Linked DNA regions of Homo sapiens: region 2 is linked to region 1. Evidence: chromatin contacts called from ENCODE Hi-C or POLR2A ChIA-PET data. All regions are on one chromosome and are shown on one strand. The core of a region is the stretch at or near the end of the contact, and the rest is flanking DNA. Distances in the headings are between cores, read along the strand shown.

Evidence for each region. A loop is a pair of places that touch in the nucleus more often than their neighbours do. ChIA-PET counts read pairs that join two places held with the same protein, here RNA polymerase II (POLR2A). Pooled maps may share reads with other maps.
Region 2: a loop to region 1 is called in a map of A673, with 2.8 times the contacts of the local background. The contact joins the enhancer-like site here to the promoter of KCNE4 in region 1. A Hi-C loop is called at or near these places in 3 of 168 maps with a recorded cell type or tissue (A673, ascending aorta and chondrocyte) and 3 of 50 pooled maps. POLR2A ChIA-PET finds 5 or more read pairs at or near these places in 1 of 52 experiments (A673).

The regions. Positions count from the first base shown.
Region 1 is chr2:223,050,748-223,053,484 of GRCh38, forward strand. KCNE4 (potassium voltage-gated channel subfamily E regulatory subunit 4) reads left to right here and starts at 1,443. Exons shown (of 2, transcript NM_080671.4): 1 at 1,443-1,527; 2 at 2,061-2,737. The coding sequence starts at 2,084. The coding sequence ends at 2,596. RefSeq lists an enhancer at 1,751-2,298.
Region 2 is chr2:223,724,410-223,727,162 of GRCh38, forward strand. No RefSeq gene overlaps it. Among named protein-coding and RNA genes, the nearest start is that of AP1S3, 110 kb to the right of the region's middle. RefSeq lists enhancers at 886-2,085, 1,781-2,448. Within about 2 kb of position 1,267, at least 25 of the 41 ENCODE cell types and tissues checked have a DNase peak (open chromatin) inside an H3K27ac peak, as active enhancers do; they include A673 and ascending aorta, where a contact is called at or near this core.

The DNA of each region.
Region 1 (2,737 bases), core at 193-2,692:
TCTTTACTGGTGTGAGCACAGTTCCACTGTATGGATGATCGTGATGCTGGAGTGGTCGATGGTTGGTACCTCCAGTGCCAGCTGGGGATTTATGGATGAACACAGGTGAGTAGTCAAGTGGGAAAAATGGCAGCATTCAGTTCATCTTCCTATTCTTCCTCCAGGTGTCTTCTTAGAATCAGGATCAGGTGCAAACCCAGGGGGGTTCCTGTAGCAGCAGTGAAAATTCCAGTGCCTAAGCTATATATGTTCAAGCAGGTCAGGTGGATGTCGCATGCGTCAGTTTGACTACAGCAGAACCATGAGAGATGTTTCCTTTAGAGTTGGCCCACAAGACAGTCTGGCTGCAATCCACAGGCCACAGACAACTGGAGGGAGTGGATCTCTCCCAGTTTCCTTCCACTTAGCATGAAAGCCTCAGAATAAGCAGCCCAGGGAGCAGAGAGACTGACATTAAAGCCTGCAATTCCTCTTCCAATTTTGATCACAGCAGCCATTTAAACACAGGGTCTACCGAGGTTTAAAAAACTTGAACTGTGCTTAGTTGCACTCTGAAATAGTCCTGCTCCTCCCCTGACCTACGAGAGACAGCAAAGAGACGTGTCAATAGCCTCCGCATGAGGCTTCAGAGGAGCAGCTGTGTATGGCAGGACGGAACAAAACCTGCCCATAGTATCTTTTACGACAACATGTTTCCACTTAATGCAGACCACTGAAAAGAATGTGGGAGCTTTTAAAAAAAAATTATTATAAACATAGGTTTGTGACCTTGATGTGGAAGGCAGCTAGAATCTCTGCTTTTAGAGGGCTAAGCAACACCAGGCAGCCTTCAATCTTAGAAGGGTTAAGCTGAAAGGGTCTCAAAAGGTCACGTGGTTTATATAATCCTACCTGCAGAAGACCCCCCCCCCCGCCAGGCACAACGATTTTACAGACGAGGAATGTGAGGTGCGGAGAGGTTAAGGAAGGATTTATCTTATTTGCATAAGGAGTGGAAGAACTGAAACCGAAGCCCCAGTTCCTTGACTGTAAATCCCGCACTTGCTTCCAACTGTCTTTCATCCAGATTATGGGATTCAGCTGCCTCTGAAAACCTGTAGCCCAATAATGGTTATTCCCCAGGAGCCGCGCGAAGCATGAGCTAATTTTCAGTGAGCGCGGACTTTGGGGTAACGGTTCCAGCACAGCACATCCCTTTCTCCTCTTTTCACTCATCGTCACCGCTACCTGAAAACCCTGGCCGGGTGCTGGGGCTTGAGGAGCAGTTCCCACTTCCCAGTCTTTTTCACTTTTCACAGCTGCAAAGTTCAGGGAGTTGAACTGCAGTGCTTTCAGTTCACTGCTCACTCTGCCACGATCAATCTCTGTTGTAAATTTTCCTCCCAGAGCACGTGACGATGCACTTCTTGACTATATATCCCAACTGCAGCAGCGGAGTTGTCAGAGCGCAGAGCCGGACAGAGCAGAAGAACCCTCTTGGACTGGACGATTTGGGAATTCAAAACTTGGGACAAACTGTCAGCCTTGGTAAGTCAGCAAGGCTACACTTTGCTTTCAGAAACATTTGAAAGAGGGACATTTTTGCCAATTAATAGATGAATTTTTTTCCTTTATTTTCTTCCTGCTTTTCTTTGTTCTAAGGAAACATTGTTTTGAATTTAAAATAGTTTGGTTTTGGAAACACAATGTAAACTTTGTTTCTGCTCAGTTAAAATACGTTTCCCAGTTTTAAAGATACTATTTACTGTATGCTCCTGTCTTACATTGATTTTTTTTTTAATCAAAGTAATACTGCTCACTACAAACAGGACAAATGTGTACACTAAAAAAAAAAAAAAAAGTCCTTCTTACTTTTCCCAGTGAACCTTCCCGGGCTTCTCTCCCGTGCACTCCAAGCCCTCATAGCTCACTCTTGTCAGCTGTTTGGCGAACCCTCTTATGCTATTTCTTTCATGCACTTTTAAGCTTTTTTGGTATTGCAGTTCCACAAACCTCGTGCTCCCCCACCTCCCTGTGCCCAGGACCTGGGGGAGAGTTCTAACCTGCGGCTTTTTCCCCAGCCCCTGCTGTGGAGGCAGCCTCAATGCTGAAAATGGAGCCTCTGAACAGCACGCACCCCGGCACCGCCGCCTCCAGCAGCCCCCTGGAGTCCCGTGCGGCCGGCGGCGGCAGCGGCAATGGCAACGAGTACTTCTACATTCTGGTTGTCATGTCCTTCTACGGCATTTTCTTGATCGGAATCATGCTGGGCTACATGAAATCCAAGAGGCGGGAGAAGAAGTCCAGCCTCCTGCTGCTGTACAAAGACGAGGAGCGGCTCTGGGGGGAGGCCATGAAGCCGCTGCCTGTGGTGTCGGGCCTGAGGTCGGTGCAGGTGCCCCTGATGCTGAACATGCTGCAGGAGAGCGTGGCGCCCGCGCTGTCCTGCACCCTCTGTTCCATGGAAGGGGACAGCGTGAGCTCCGAGTCCTCCTCCCCGGACGTGCACCTCACCATTCAGGAGGAGGGGGCAGACGATGAGCTGGAGGAGACCTCGGAGACGCCCCTCAACGAGAGCAGCGAAGGGTCCTCGGAGAACATCCATCAGAATTCCTAGCACCCCCGGGACCCCTGCCGGTGGCTCCATCAGCCAGCAACCTTAGAGAGAGGAAAGACAGTTTTCAAGTGTCTGGTTTCACTTTCACAGTGCGGCTGCCACTTTGAAGAGACCCTTGGTAAACCCCTGATTCGGGGTGGG
Region 2 (2,753 bases), core at 17-2,516, 670 kb after region 1:
TTAGAAAATGATTTGGGGCTGCTTTTCATTAAAAAGGAAAATCTTATCGAGGACTCCAGTACCCTCACTATCTGCCTAAGTAATTTCTTCTTAACTCCTATATCAATAGAAGTCAAGAGTAAAATAAGAGAGACTAGAGTGACTGCTGTCCACCCAGTGAGAAAGGAGCATGGTTTATTCTAGGGTATTCACAGTGGAAATAGAGAGAAAGAAACAGAGAAAGAATTTGTCTTAATACCAAATTGTATCTCATGGGGGATGAAAAGAACAGAGGATTCAAGGATGACGCCTAGACTTTTTGGCTTAGATAACTGTAAACGGTAGTCCCTCCTAAGGGAGACAAGGGAGGAGCATGCTTGAGGTGAAAGTCATGAGTTTGAGTTCGAATGTGAAGTTTGAAATACCTACCAGAACTTCACATAAAAGTGTAAAGCACAAAGTTATATATGTGAAGAAGGAGAAGGACTAGAGATAGAAATCTAATTAAGAGTCATGGACGTAGATCGTGTATAAAGCTGTGGAGATCGCCTAAGAGACGGAAAAGGGAAGAGGGCTCAGGCTGCAGTTGCTAGACTTCTCTGGCTAATTCACCATGCCTCTGTGCATCTCAGATTCCCTGTCAGTTCACTGCAGGCAAAGCAATAAGGATACATCCTGTCTCAGGCTGGAAGGATGTAGGACTCATACTCTTCCTTTTGCTTCATTCTTGTTTCCCTGCATTTCTGGCAGGTAAGGAGATATTTTTATTCTTTTCCCTAACAGATTCTCAAAAAAGATCAAATGATTGCTGAGGGCTTCCTGGAGCAAAAGAGACAATCATTCTTAGCTCACAGTTCAACTTTCCTTCCATTGAATCCCACACATGTACCCCTGCAGATAAAGCTTCAGAAAGGGCCTTATTCATTTTCCTTTCACAATGTTCATGATAGTAGGGCCAGCAATGTTACTAACCTCTTTATGTAAACCCAATAAATTTGATTTGACATTTGAGCATGGAGAAGTAAATAGGCACAAAACCTTATCTACCAGTCACATAATCGTATCTGAAAATTCAGTTTCAACACCAAGATTTAAGAGAACCCAGCAGATCTTTTCGTCAATGAATCCACAAGTATTTACCGGGTGCCCTTGGGGTGCCTGGTACTGGATGCAGCTGCTTTTGTGAGCAAGCCAGCAGGTTCTCTGCCATGAAAATAGAAATTTAATCACTTGTCCATCCAAGCATTTCCCTTCAGCTTTTCCAGGATGCTTTTTTGTGAATGACTAACAGAATAGCTGCTGCAAAGACAGCCTGCAAATTCCAGCCGGAGGCCCTGGGAGGAAAGATGACTCACCCACGCCTGACGTCAAAGCCTCCCTTTCTTTCAGAGGAGTAGGAAGAGAATGGCAATGGCCTGGGTAGAATGACCTAAATGCCCTCCTGAGTCCTGTGTGGGTCCTGCTTCCTCTTCCCCCACCTGGCAATGATGATTTCAAACCAAAGAAAGTTTAAACTGTCAAACTTGAACTTCACTGTCAAGTTAACTAAAAAACTAGAAACAGAAGCCTTCCTTCCTGTCAAACAATGTCAAATCCTTATTATGAGTTCTTTTTCACTGGAAAATATTGAAAGCATTTCTTTTTTTTCACAGAGTGTTTTATATTGATTTGCATCTTAGTCTGTTTGAGCTGCTATAATGAATACCATAGACTGGGTGGCTTCAACAACAAACATTTATTTCTCATCATTCTGCAGCCTGGCAAGTCTGAGATCAAGTTGCTGACAGATTTCGTGTCTGGTGAAAGCCCTCTTTCTGGTTGGCAAGTGGCTATCTTTTTGTTGTATCCTCACTTGACAGAGAAGGGGTTGGGAGGAAGGAGAGCACACTAATCTCTTTTTATAAAAAACACTAATCCCATCCTGGGGGCTCCATCCTCATGATCAACTCACTACCCGCCAGCGGTCCCACCTCCAACTACCATCACAGTGGAGGTTAGGGTTTCAATATATGAATTTGGGGTTGCATTCCATAACAATTTGCTTACAACATCTCAACAGTGGCTGAGCGTGGTGGCTCATGCCTGCAGTCCCAGCACTTTGGGAGGCCGAGGCGGGAGAATTATTTGAGCCCAGGAGTTTGAGACTGGCTTGGGCAACATAGTGACACTGTGCCTCAGAAAAGGAAAGAAAGAAAGAGAGAAAGAGAAAGGAAGGGAGAGAGAGAGAAAGAGAGAGAGGGAGAGAGAGGGAGGGGGGAGGGGAGGGGAGGGGAGGGGAGGGGAGGGGAGGGAAAATCTCAACAATGACCTTTTCCAGTCTGCCTTTCACATCAGGATTTCCAAGGACTTTCCCAGATTATGCAAAGGGCCATTTCACTGTTCACTGTGTTCGTTATTCAAACAGAGCTTCAGGTATGTCAGGGCACCCACGGGGTACCATCATCCAACAAAGCTCTGACATCCCTGTGCAAATAGTCAAATTTCAAATTTGTCCTTGGAAACTTTTTGGTTGTCACACAATTCAGCCCCCAGGTATTTGTCCTGGGGTCTCCCATGTAAGCTATTCTCTAATTTAGTAAGCCCCTGAGCAGTGTCATCGAATTCATTCTAAATCTTTCTCTTTTCAAGGAGCCTGGATAGCTAATTCACCAGCGAAACCTAAATTGTTTACGACCACCACAAATGGGCTATTTACCTCTGAAGTCCTGATGCAAGTCATATGTCTGGCTACTCCAGCACCTACTAATCACTCAGTTCTTTGAATTTTTATTGCA